Linked DNA regions of Homo sapiens: region 2 is linked to region 1. The links are chromatin loops, found by intact Hi-C in ENCODE. Cell type or tissue: mammary epithelial cell. All regions are shown on one strand. Links, peaks and the distances in the headings refer to the core of each region. The heading gives the core; the rest is flanking DNA. Region 1 has its middle 120 kb from the start of NDUFV2. Region 2 has its middle 180 kb from the start of NDUFV2.

Region 1 (2,914 bases), core at 204-2,703:
AGTTCATTTACTTGCAACAACAGCGGTTGGAGGAGGGTAAAACCAGGCTGAGAAGAAGAAAGAGCACAGGAGGCCCCAGGGCAAGAGGAGGAGGTGAATCCCAGCAGGGGATGGAAAGATGGGAAGAAAAGGCCAAACCATTCGCTGGCTTTCTGACTTTATTTCCAAATGCCCTGCCGGAGATGTGCTCATTAATGGTTTGTTTGAACAGGCCACGTCTACCCAATGGACCCAGACTAAAAGGAACAGGACAGAACTGAGGGAACCTCAGTTAAGGTCAAGTGCCTGCTTAGTCTCATGGACTGTACAGAGAGTAGGAGAAACAGCTTGCCTTGGAGACAGCCTAGGAGCAGAAATAATAAGGAACTAATCATCCATGCTTCGTCGGCAGTAGTAGAAAGCAAACAATTCATCAGTGGCCCCAACTATCTCTTGCCCAGACCAGTTTATGCCTTACAGAACCCCCTCATACCCCCATCAATTCAGGCTAGCATTACTTTGTTTTTGTTTTTTGAGACAGAGTCTCACTCTGTCACCCAGACTGGAGTGCAGTTGGTGCGATTCGGCTCACTGTAACCTCTGCCACCCGGGTTCAAGCGATTCTTGTGCCTCAGCCTCTCGAGTAGCTGGGATTACAGGCATGCACCGCCACACCTGGTTAATTTTTGTATTTGTAGTAGAGACGGGGTTTCACCATGTTAGCCAGGGTGGTCTCGAACCCCTGGCCTCAAGTGATCCGCCTGCCTCAGCCTCCAAAAGTGCTGGGATTACAGGCGTGAGCCACCGCACCCAGGCAGGCTAGCATTGATTTTTGTTCCAATAGCTACTTAGGCTCACTGTTAATGTGGCTTTTGTTGCTTTTTACTGGCTGTTTGCTTCTCATAAGTACCATAGAGGACTTTCTATGTGCTTGTATAATAAATCTTATAAATCCAGTCTAAAAAAATTATGTTTTTTATAGTTTGCCTTGGTAATTCCTAGGCCTGGGAGGGGGACCAGATATATCAGGTGCCCCATGAGAAACCTCTCCTGGGGCAGTACCAGGTACTAGGGAACATGATAAACAGATGCAGACTCAAAGGGTAGCTTCCCTTGTCTGTACAGTAGCTTAATGATGAAGGTGGCTGAGTGGCAGTTCTACCTGGTTCCAGGAACCTCCTCAGCTAGACTTGTTTTTGTTTCTGTTTTGAGACAGAGTCTCATTCTGTCGTCCAGACTGTAGTGCAGTGGTGTGATCTCAGCCCACTGCAACTACCATCTCCTGGGTTCAAACGATTCTCCTGCCTCAGCCTCCTGAGTAGCTGGGATTACAGGTGCCCACCAGCAAACCTGGCTAATTTTTGTATTTTTAGTAGAGACGGGGTTTCGCCATGTTGGTCAGGCTGGTCTCGAACTCCTGATCTCAAGTAATCCACTTACCTTGACTTCCCAAAGTGCTGGATTACAGGCATGAGCCACTGCGCCCGGCCTCAGCTAGATCTTTAAGGCAACGGTTCCCCACCTTTTCAAGTATGAGATGCCATTGTAACATTAGAAAACTTCATAGGTCTCATTAACAGTGCCTGTATCATTCATTTTAAAAATCCTTATTGTCAAGTGACATTTTTTTTTCTTTTGAGTCAGAGTCTCACTCTGTTGCCCAGGCCGGAGTGTACTGATGTGATCGACAAGTGACATTTTAAAATGAATGTTGTGTTTTACAGATGGCAACAGCGCCCTCACATGCTATGTACAATTCAGCCTACGGACGTACTTGGTGGCATTTCAGCGTGATGAGCCTTACAGGGGTTTTCAGACACAGACTTTACTAAGAACAACATGTGGATGGTTTTAAAAGAACTATTGGAATGAGCAGACTACAATTTTCCAACAGTTACTTTCAACACAAATGCATGTGGAAAGCTGAAATCATATGCATCTGTGGTTAGATTCTGGCCTTAACCCTGTGCTGACCTTGAGCTTCCCCGTAATTGTTGGGCTCTTTCTTTGCCTCCAGGCTGAACCATCTGCTGCTTTCTCCCACTACCAGGAACGAAGGGACCTAAGCTCCAATGTGCTCATCCTGGAACACCCAGGCACTTTGCATTTCTCAAAGTTCAGTTCCCCAAGCGCAAGTTTTCTGCTCTGCTGGACAGAACGGCAGCATTTCAATCATTCTCAGGCTTGCTCTGCTCCTGTTCCTACTTGTCCAGGTCCATAAACCCAGGACTCACAGGAAGGGCCCTTCCCCTGGGAGCCGCGTTCAGAGGACAGTGCCTATGGCAGGAGGGAGTGGTCTATGAGCCCCTGGGGCTGGAAGATTCCCCTCCATTCTTCAGTGGCATTTCCCTTGGCACTTGTTTCCTGCTCTCACTACAGACACCTGAACCCTGAAGCTTAACCCCACCTTGAAGCTAGGGCATGGTTACCTAACGTAGGCCTCCCTCCTGTGAAGGCAGGTCTGAGAGGCCATCTGCAGAGAGGCAGGGTTATTCCTGAGGGGTGGGGAGACCATTGCAGAGACTCCAGCTGCTGCCTGACAGTTTCTGAGATGCCTGCCAAGGAAAAAGGAGAATTCTGGTTAGAAGGGAGCTAAAAACTCTGGGGAAGTATTTCAATATCTAATTGAGAGAGAGGCTGAGATGGCAGCTAGGACCACTGTGGAGACAATCTCAGACAATCTCAAGGAGCTTCAACCAAAGCAACCAATGACAGGGGGAGTTCAGATTTCTCTCTTAAATTCTGCAAGGGAGGCCAGTGTGGTGTCTCACACCTGTAATCCCAACACTTTGAGAGGCCAAGGCAGGAGGATCACTTGAGGCCAGGAGTTTAAGACCAGCCTGGGCAATGTAGCAAGTCCCTGTCTCTACAAAAAAAAAAAATTTAGCCAGCGTGGTGGCAAACACCTGTAGTCCCAGCTATTTGGGAGGCTGAG
Region 2 (2,914 bases), core at 230-2,729, 61 kb before region 1:
ACAATATTATAGGCCTGGTACTTGGGCACAAGATGGCTCATGGGGATACCAGACCCCCATTTACGTGCTTAACTGAATCATATGGTTACAAGCTGTCTTAGAAATAATCACTAGTAAGACCAGCAGAGCCTTGACTATTCTGGCCTAGCAAGAAACTCAGATGAGAAATGCTATCTATCAAAATAGATTGGCTCTCGACTACTTGCTAGCAGCTGAAGGAGAGGTCTGTAGAAAATTTAACCTTACTAATGGCTGTCTACACATAGATGATCAAGGGCAAGTAGTTGAAGACACAGTTAGAAATATGACAAAACTGGCACATGTGCCCGTGCAAGTGTGGCACGGATTTGATCCTGGGGCCATGTTTGGAAAATGGTTCCCAGCGCTAAAAAGATTTAAAACTCTTATAATAGGAGTTATAATGGTAATAGAAACCTGCTTACTGCTCCCTTGTTTGCTACCTGTACTTCTTCAAATGATAAGAAGCTTCATCGCTACCTTAGTTCACCAAAATGCTTCAGCACAAGTGTACTATATGAATCATTATAGATCTGTCTTGCAAGAAGACATAGGCAGTGAGAATGAAATTGAGAACTCCCACTATTGAGTGAGAGTCTCAAAGGGGGGGAATAAGGGAGGAGACCACCCCTCATATTGTCTTATGCCCAATTTCTCCCTCCAAAGAAAGAAGAAGTAAAAACTAAAAGGCAGAAATGAAATCCACAAGCAGACAGCCCAGCGCCACACCCTGGGCCTGGTAGTTAAAGATAGACCCCTGACCTAATTGGTTATGTTATCTATAGATTACAGACATTGTATAGAAAAGCACTGTGAAAATCCCTGTCCTGTTCTGTTCCATTCTAATTACTGGTGCATGCAGCCCCCAGTCACATACCCCCTGCTTGCTCAATCGATCATGGCCCTCTCACGCAGACCCCCTTAGAGTTGTGAGCTCTTAAAAGGGACAGGAATTTCTCACTCAGGGAGCTTGGTTGTTGGAGACGTGAGTCTTGCCGAAGCTCCCAGCTGAATAAAGCCCTTCCTTCTTTAACTCAGCGTCTGAGGGGTTTTGTCTGTGGCTTGTCCTGCTACAGGGAGACTGAAGCAGGAGAACTGCTTGAACCTGAGAGGTGAAGGTTGCAGTGAGCCAAGATCATGCCACTGTATCCCAGCCTGGGCAACGGAGTGAGACCCAGTCTCAAAAATAATAATAATAATTTTTTTTTACTCACCAGGAATCACCCAGGAAAAGCTTAGGGTTAACATATAGCCAGCTTTCAAATCAACACAGGATTGAACAGGTTTGATGTGGCCCTAGAGGGCAGAAGTGAGACCAAGTTTCAACAGTGATGACAACTCAATGTATGTTTTAGAATCTATTCATATAAACTATTTTAACAGCAAAGGAAAAACTTTGTTTCCACCTTCTGAAGTTTGGTGCTGAAATGAACTGACAGTAGACAGATTAACAGGAGAAAAGGCATAGAAATTTATTCATGTGAATAAGCACAGAATCATAAAAAATATGAGACTCAAAGAAGGCCCAGGTGACTGAGGCTTAAGTGGCACGTCTTCACAGGGGAGAGAGAGACAGGGGTGTAGGCAATTTAGAGGGGTAGTAAATGATTTTTAGGGGAAATAAATGAGCCCCAATAATAGACAATTGGCCTACAATTGGCCTGGGACAGAGTTTTTCTGAGCGTTGTGGGAGGTGGTGGTGAATTACAGGAAGGTATGGGGCAGAACTACCATGGAACAAAGGTTGTCTCATTATGCAGCTAAAGTCTCCAGGTAATCTCTCAAAGCTGTCCTCAGAAGAATAGATGAAAAGTCTGTCTGGGCATGGTTATGACTTTAAGTCTTCTCTCTGGTGGTTAATTGTTTCTGGATATTTGATGTGATTTCTAGAGAAGGAGTTTTAAGATCGTTGCCTTTCTTCTGGAAGAACTTCCCTTAATCAGAAGTTCTTTGAAGGGAACTTCAGAGAAAGCCCCTCCTAGTGCTTTGGTAAAGAAAGATCAGGAGACAGGTGGGCAGAGGAAGCTCAGAGAGAGACCTTGGTTCACCATGCCAAAGCACCATATTTTAGGGTATTGTTTTCTGAGCCCCAACACTGTGGCCCATAAAGGTTTGAGTCAGCTTACTAAAAAAAAATGTAATATTTAAAGATAAATAAATATTTGAGAGAGTTGATGTCAGAAAAGCAATACGTAAGAAAAGAATAAAACTACAGTGAGGGCTGGGTATGGTGGTTCACATCTGTAATCCTAACACTTTGGGAGGCCACGGTGGGGGCATCATTTGAGGCCAGAAATTCAAGACAAGCCTGGGCAACATAGCAAGACCCTGTCTCTAAACAAACAAACAAAAAAAAAACTTAGCTGGGTGTGGTGGCATGAGCCTGTAGTCCCAGGTACTGGGGAGGCTAAGGTGGGAAGATCACTTGAGCTCATGAATTTGAGGCTGCAGTGAGCAAAGATCATGCTATAGCACTCCAGCCTGGATGACAGTGAAACTGCCTCAAAAAGAAAAAAAAAAGCTGTGTTGAAAATAACACAAGTAAATGCATGTCAGATAGTTCTGCACACGTGGTACAGGGGGGAAAAAATGCCATACTGCAAGATAGTTATTTCTTCCAGAGGCTAAAGCAAACCAGCTATTCACAAGAAGCACAACCTTGCCTGTTGCTGGGACCCGAGGGAAAGGCCTCAAGGCAGCTTTCCTCTTGGTACGGTCTCTGGCCAGCCTACATCTGGGCAGAGAATCACTGTATCACTGAGTCAGAACCAAAGAGGAATCATTTTAAAAGCCTATTCATTATTATAATATAGTTTTCTATTTAAAAATCAGAAAAATATTTTCAAAATAGGTTTTTTAAAAAATCCACAAAACCTGGCCATCAGAGAAATGCAAA

The links. Hi-C counts contacts between places; a loop is a spot of excess contacts. Peaks named below come from ENCODE experiments on the same cell type or tissue, not always from the same donor. Only the 100,000 strongest peaks of a DNase experiment are listed, where the experiment ranks them.
Region 2: a loop joins it to region 1, with 6 times the contacts of the local background. A loop is called at or near these places in 8 of 110 quality-filtered maps.

The regions. Positions count from the first base shown.
Region 1 is chr18:8,980,928-8,983,841 of GRCh38, forward strand. No RefSeq gene overlaps it. Among named protein-coding and RNA genes, the nearest start is that of NDUFV2, 120 kb to the right of the region's middle. In mammary epithelial cell, for the core only: a CTCF peak has its summit at 1,722; a DNase peak (open chromatin) is centred at 2,114; H3K27ac peaks cover 1,547 bases.
Region 2 is chr18:8,920,273-8,923,186 of GRCh38, forward strand. No RefSeq gene overlaps it. Among named protein-coding and RNA genes, the nearest start is that of NDUFV2, 180 kb to the right of the region's middle. In mammary epithelial cell, for the core only: a CTCF peak has its summit at 1,314; no DNase peak of the experiment used is centred there.